Linked DNA regions of Mus musculus: region 2 is linked to region 1. Evidence: chromatin loops called from intact Hi-C (ENCODE). Cell type or tissue: left cerebral cortex. All regions are shown on one strand. Each heading gives the region's core, and the rest is flanking DNA. Links, peaks and the distances in the headings are about the cores only.

Evidence for each region. Peaks named below come from ENCODE experiments on the same cell type or tissue, not always from the same donor. Only the 100,000 strongest peaks of a DNase experiment are listed, where the experiment ranks them.
Region 2: a loop joins it to region 1, with 3 times the contacts of the local background. A loop is called at or near these places in 3 of 42 quality-filtered maps.

The regions. Positions count from the first base shown.
Region 1 is chr9:48,177,926-48,180,846 of GRCm38, forward strand. It overlaps a transcript of Nxpe4 not described here. Among named protein-coding and RNA genes, the nearest start is that of Gm40518, 21 kb to the left of the region's middle. In left cerebral cortex, for the core only: no CTCF peak of the experiment used is centred there; a DNase peak (open chromatin) is centred at 1,311.
Region 2 is chr9:48,068,207-48,071,127 of GRCm38, forward strand. No RefSeq gene overlaps it. Among named protein-coding and RNA genes, the nearest start is that of Gm40518, 89 kb to the right of the region's middle. In left cerebral cortex, for the core only: no CTCF peak of the experiment used is centred there; DNase peaks (open chromatin) are centred at 1,605 and 2,125; H3K27ac peaks cover 1,688 bases.

The sequences.
Region 1 (2,921 bases), core at 126-2,625:
GTGAAAGGTGCTCCGAGGTCCCCTTTGCTAAGTACAGGTTCTCACTGTTGCTCTCCAAACAAACCTCTGGCACTTAATAAGATGTTTCATGACTCCCCCAAGCTAGTGGCCACTTGCTCATGGTGATAGTTGTTTGGGATGATGGTTAATAGGATTTGAGCACTTGCTGTGTGCCGAGCACTGTTCTTAGTGCCTTGCACGCACCACTCAGTCAGCGACTCCCAGTAAAGCTTCATTACTACCCTCACTGTACAAGAGAGAAACCTGCCTAAGGCTACAGAGCCGGTAGGGGCACAGCCAAGGCGCAACCCTTTGCCTCCATTTCCAATCTCTTTCCTCCAGCAGGAGGCCTGGTGAGTGGGAATGCTGCTCCCAGATGGAGAATGAGAGACATTAGTGACAGAAGGAAGCTGGCACACACCCGTGGCCACTCAGCAAAACCACTGTCATGGAATATTCAGTCTGTGGTCTTTCTAGTTCTTAATGCTGAATGTGGATTTATTCTCCTTTTTTATTGATAATCTAGTTATTTCAGATAAAGACTACTAGGGTGAGTGGGTTAAAAGGACGATCAAATATCAAGATGCCTGCCTTCAGGAATAGCACATTAGGGAACATATGCTTTCTTTCTGTAACTCAAAGGTTGCACCAAAGCTGAGAGACAACTAAGTTGGAAGACCCAGAGTTGAGAGAGAAATAAAATGTGTAGTTTGTCTCCACTCAAGGACCTTAGTACATACAGGACCCTTTATTAAGAGCTGGAAGGGACTCACCCATTAATGTGTTTGTAATTTGATTTTTCTCCTAGGCCAAGGTTTTTAGAGTTTCTCAACCTCATCATGAACATTTTAGTTCTATGTATTGAGCTTTCTTATGTGTTGCAGAAGAGTCTCCTTAGCCTGTGCCCAATAGATTCTGGTAGCCTTTCACCCAATCTAAGACCATTAGCAATGTCTCCAGACACTATCAAATGATCCTGGGAAATCAAAATTATTCCCAGTTGAGAAAAGCTGTTCTCTGTTTTTGTTGTTGTAGGTGGTGGTCATTTCATTTAGTTTTGTTATGTATCTTAGGCTGGTCTTGGTCTCTCTGTGTACTTCAGGCAGACCTCAACTCATAGCAATCCTCCTGCCTCCACTTCCTAAGCACAGGATTTACAAGGGTGAGCCACTGCGTCCACATGTTGTTCAAGGCTGAGTCCCTGGGGTCAGAGCTTAAGTGTGCTCAGCTCATTGTGTATGGTAGAGCTTGCATGGGAATAAAAGTCCATGAGTGTCTGCATTGAAGACTGACTCTTTTTTGGTAAGAAAATTTAGAATTTCAGGGAAAATGCTGGAGAGACAAATAGAGAAGAGGAGACAGTGAGGAATGAGGAGGAGGAGCAGGAGCAAGAGAAAGAGGAGGAGGAGAAAGAAGAGGAAGAAGAGGAGTTAGGAGGAGGAGGAGGAGGAGGAGGAGGAGGAGGCGGCTGTTTCTAGATCTCAGTGATGCCCGTCCTAACCATCCTGGGCTGGAGCCTGGCAGTGGGTATGAAAAGAACTCTGGAGCCCAGGGTGAAGCTTCAGGTGACTTTACCTCTGTTTGAATCAGAAAACTCACACTGTTTTTGCATTTTTGCTGCTTAGAGGGAACTAGGGTTATCTTTGTAATGTGAATATGTGGGTACGCATGCGCGTGAGTATAATTACCCATCACTGATTAATCTTCAGACTGAGTCAAGCATTCACTGCAAATCCTTGAAACAAACAAGTCTATTTATATTTTAATTTTTTTTTTTTTGGATTTAAGGTTGATTTGTCTTTCTTCTGCATATGTATGAAGTCGTTGATCCCATGGTAACCTTTTCATTACCTCTTTTGGATCAGAAGGAAGAGAGAGGGGGACAGAGAAACTGGCTCTGTCCCTTCCCTTCCCTTCCCCAGATGCCATGGTACTCCCTGTAGTTCTAGAGGACAGTGAGGACATCGAGAGAACAGAGGCAGCTTTTTTCAATTAAGGTGTAATTAATTAATTGGACCCCCTGCCCATGGCTGTCATTCTTCTTTAAGGTGACCTCCGCTCTAGCTGAGATCTGACATTGGTCCTGGATTCCTTTCGCCTCCTTGTTATCACCTCCTTCAATCTTACTCTGTCTTTATTAAGCCCCTATTTCTCCCAAAGGCCCTAATTTCTTCTTAAGTAGTTGAAACCTTTCTATAAAATTGATCAGTGCGTTTGAGTTATCGGAGAAACACTGCGGTCTTCTTTGCTTGAGTGTGTAGTTCACAGATAGGAACACAGCAAATATGTGGTCAAGGGTAACTTGGTGTGAGGTAGGCAAGAGGATCGATAGCCCAGCCCCCATACTGAAACCCCAGTGTGCATCCATGAGCAAGCATCAAAATGGCGACATATTTAAGCAACTGGATCCAGTCGCTTGGGTCTATGCCAGACACTGCTTAGATTGAATGCTTTGATCAATGGGAGATAATTTTTCAACAAATAATCTCATCAACTGATCTCTGTGCAGGAATATGCTTCTGAATCCATCAGTGTTGATTTTGGCCATGTGGCTGATTTGTCTTGGCCTCAAGGTTTAAAAGGAGAGTACTTTCTTGTTTCTCGCTGTGGCAAGTGGGCTATTTATAGTTGTGATGCTTGCAGATGCTAGATAACGCCTATCACTGAAGAGCACACCCTTTGGGAAATTGTTCATTTAAGAAACGTGAAGAGACACATTGTCTCTGGGCCAGACCAACTCAGACAAGTATATCTATATCGGCAGAGTTCTAGCTGACCATCAGACTTCTAAGAAAAACAAAGAAACAAAACAAAACAAACAAACAAACAAAAAACAAAACAAGGAATTCTTGTGGTTTTATGAAAGCTCGTTGGGCACACAGAATTCAGGCTTGTGGCCTTGACACACCCAGCTTCACCAA
Region 2 (2,921 bases), core at 312-2,811, 110 kb before region 1:
CAGTGCCTCAAAGGAAATGTGTAAATACATGGGACACAACAAAACCTAGTAAAACTGCCTCCCTCTGTGTTCATGGCCATGTGTCTAATTCCAGTGGCTGACAACTGCTTCCTGTCCTCGTTTACATCATCCGTTGGTCCTGACACCAGAGCCTGTGTTGTTCCCTGTGATAGCCTTTCTTCTCCTCATAGACACACATGCATCTCTCCTCTCAGGGAACAAGAGATCTGTCTCATTCTTTATCTTCATAATTCAAAAGGGGGAAATGGCAAGAAATGTGTTGTCTTTCTTGAAATGGATAATTTTGTTCTGACTTTCAGCTCGGTATGCATGTATGCACATCTATATGTAGAGATAGACTATGCATTTTATTAACATTAGGTGTATTATATTTGTCATATATCAGAACTAATGGGTTTTTCCACATATTTTCTCTGATAACTGTGCTTTCAAAACACACTTTTTAATTATTTAGTATTTTACCCATGCTATCTATATTACAACCTATTTCACTAGTACTCGGTTGTTAGAAATCTCTATTTTATGTGCTTCTTCTCACTCTCTCTCTCTCCGTCCCTCTCTCCCTCCCTCTCTCTAGCCTTCCTATGTAGTCTATCTACATGATGGTGATAAATGGCCCGTACATCTCCAGTTATCTTCTTTGTGAGCACTTCCTGTCATCTTTTGTGAATAAATTTCTAAACTTGGAATTCTCAGCTCAAAACTCAATAAACATTTTGAAATGTGATATAAATTGCCACCTAGAAATGTCTCAACTTGATTTTTTTTATATTCAAAATATAGACATAGGGAAGAACTTTTTAAAAAAGATTTATTTATTTATTTTGTGTATATCAGAACACTGTAGTTGTCTTCAGATGCACCAGAAGAGAGCATTGGATCCCATTACAGGTGGTTGTGACCCACCATGGAGTTGCTGGGAATTGAACTCAGGACCTCTGGAAGGGCAACCAGTGCTCTTAACCCCTGAGCCATCTCTCCAGCCCTGCAAGCTCTTTCTTAAAGTGACATCAATAGCACATACAATAATCATAAGAATTGATTAATGGGATTGCATAAAAATGAAAACACTTTTGCACTACAAATGAAACAATCAGCAGAGTGAAGAGACAGCTATCGAACAGGAAAAACTCTATCTGCCAACTACACACCGGAAGAGCAGCATCTAGATGTATAAAAAACTGCAGAAATTAAACAACAACAAAATCATCTCATTGACAAATAGACCAGTGGACTGAATAGACAAATCCCCACAGAAGAAGCACAAGGAGCCAACAAATACTTGGAAAGGTGTTTGAAAGCCTTCGTTATCAGGGGAATGCAAATTAAAACTACTTTTAGGTTCTACCTCACATTCATTTGTCAAAGTGGTCAGCATCAAGACAACAAATGGCAGCAAATGGTACCAAGGATGTGGGTAGAGATGAGGACTCCTGTGCTGCCAAAGTAGGAGCTGGTACAGCCACTGTAGATCCTGACAGAGATGCTTCCATGTGACCCAGCGACACCACTCCTGGGTATGTACCTAGCAGCCTCTGAATCAGCACGTCACAGAGACACTTGCACAACCATGCTTGTTACTATTCTACTCACAAAGAATTGAACCAGCCTAGAATCCCAGCAGCAGATGAATAGACAAAGGAAACATGGTCCATGTACACAATGGAATTTTATACAGCTGTAAAGAAAAGTGAGATAATTACATTTGCTAAAAAATGGATGCGATAAGCCAAGCTCAGGAAGACAAGTGCTGCGTGCTCTCCTTCCTCTGCCGAGCCTATATTTAAGTTTTATATATAGGAGTGTGTATCTGTGTGTGCTTATTTTTTAAAGTTATTGATCATTTACTGAATACAGGCATTATTAGCCTCTCGGGATTTGAAACTATGTAAAACGTATTGTGTTGTTGTTATGGGAGAACTTATAATTGGCCATTTGCTTTAACTAAATGGTAGGCTCCTGCCATCCTCCCCAAATGTCTGCTTGAATTTATAATTAGTAATATGCTGGATGAGATACTGGCTTTGCCTCTAAATATATTTCTCATCTGCATCTATGACACACAAAGAAGACCTTTCTAATTCTTGAAGCCAACCTCCAGCATCTTTGCGTATGTGCTAGTTTACAGAACACATAGGCATATGAAATGCCTCTATTTTTATCCTAAGCTTGTGCATTTGGAAGAAAGGAAGAGATGTTTACTTACAGATTAGAATATATATTAATTTGGTCTTAAAGGGGAAATGACTGCTTCGTTCATGCCCATGGTGGAGGATTGTACAGGAAATTCTAAATTCTGGCTCTGCAGGTCTGAGCTACATGCAGGTCAGTCTTTCTGGTGTTTTTTACTTTTCTATTTGCAGGAACTTTGATATCTGAGGCAGTGATGTCAGCCTTGGCCATATGATAGACTCAGGTCAATGAGATGTTATCACATAAGTTATTTTATACTTTACATATACTTTAAGAGCCAGCATTCAGTTGCGAAATTTCTCTTTCTTCTTCTGCCTCAGCATCAACACATCCTTGACCAGAGCTGCTGTTTCAGTGTGGGTCACTAAATAAAGAAGAATATAACATCCGTGTAGCATAGAAAGAAATAAGTTTATGAGGTGGAAGCCATTAAGGTTTTCAGATCATCTGCTACTTCAGTGTAATGCAGCCTGAGATGACTCTCCTCTACGTTAAGAACAGTATGGTTCTCTATGATAGGAGGCCCCTGTTCTCTCCTTAATCCAATTCATTCATTTGCATTTGTAACACGTGACTTTACTTTCATAGAATCAGCACATTGGACAGCAGTGTAATTTTTGGAGGGTCAAGTACAAGAAATATCTTACCTTTTTTTCTTCTTCTTCTTCTTCTTACAAATACTAGGACAGCATTTCATGCTGATAATC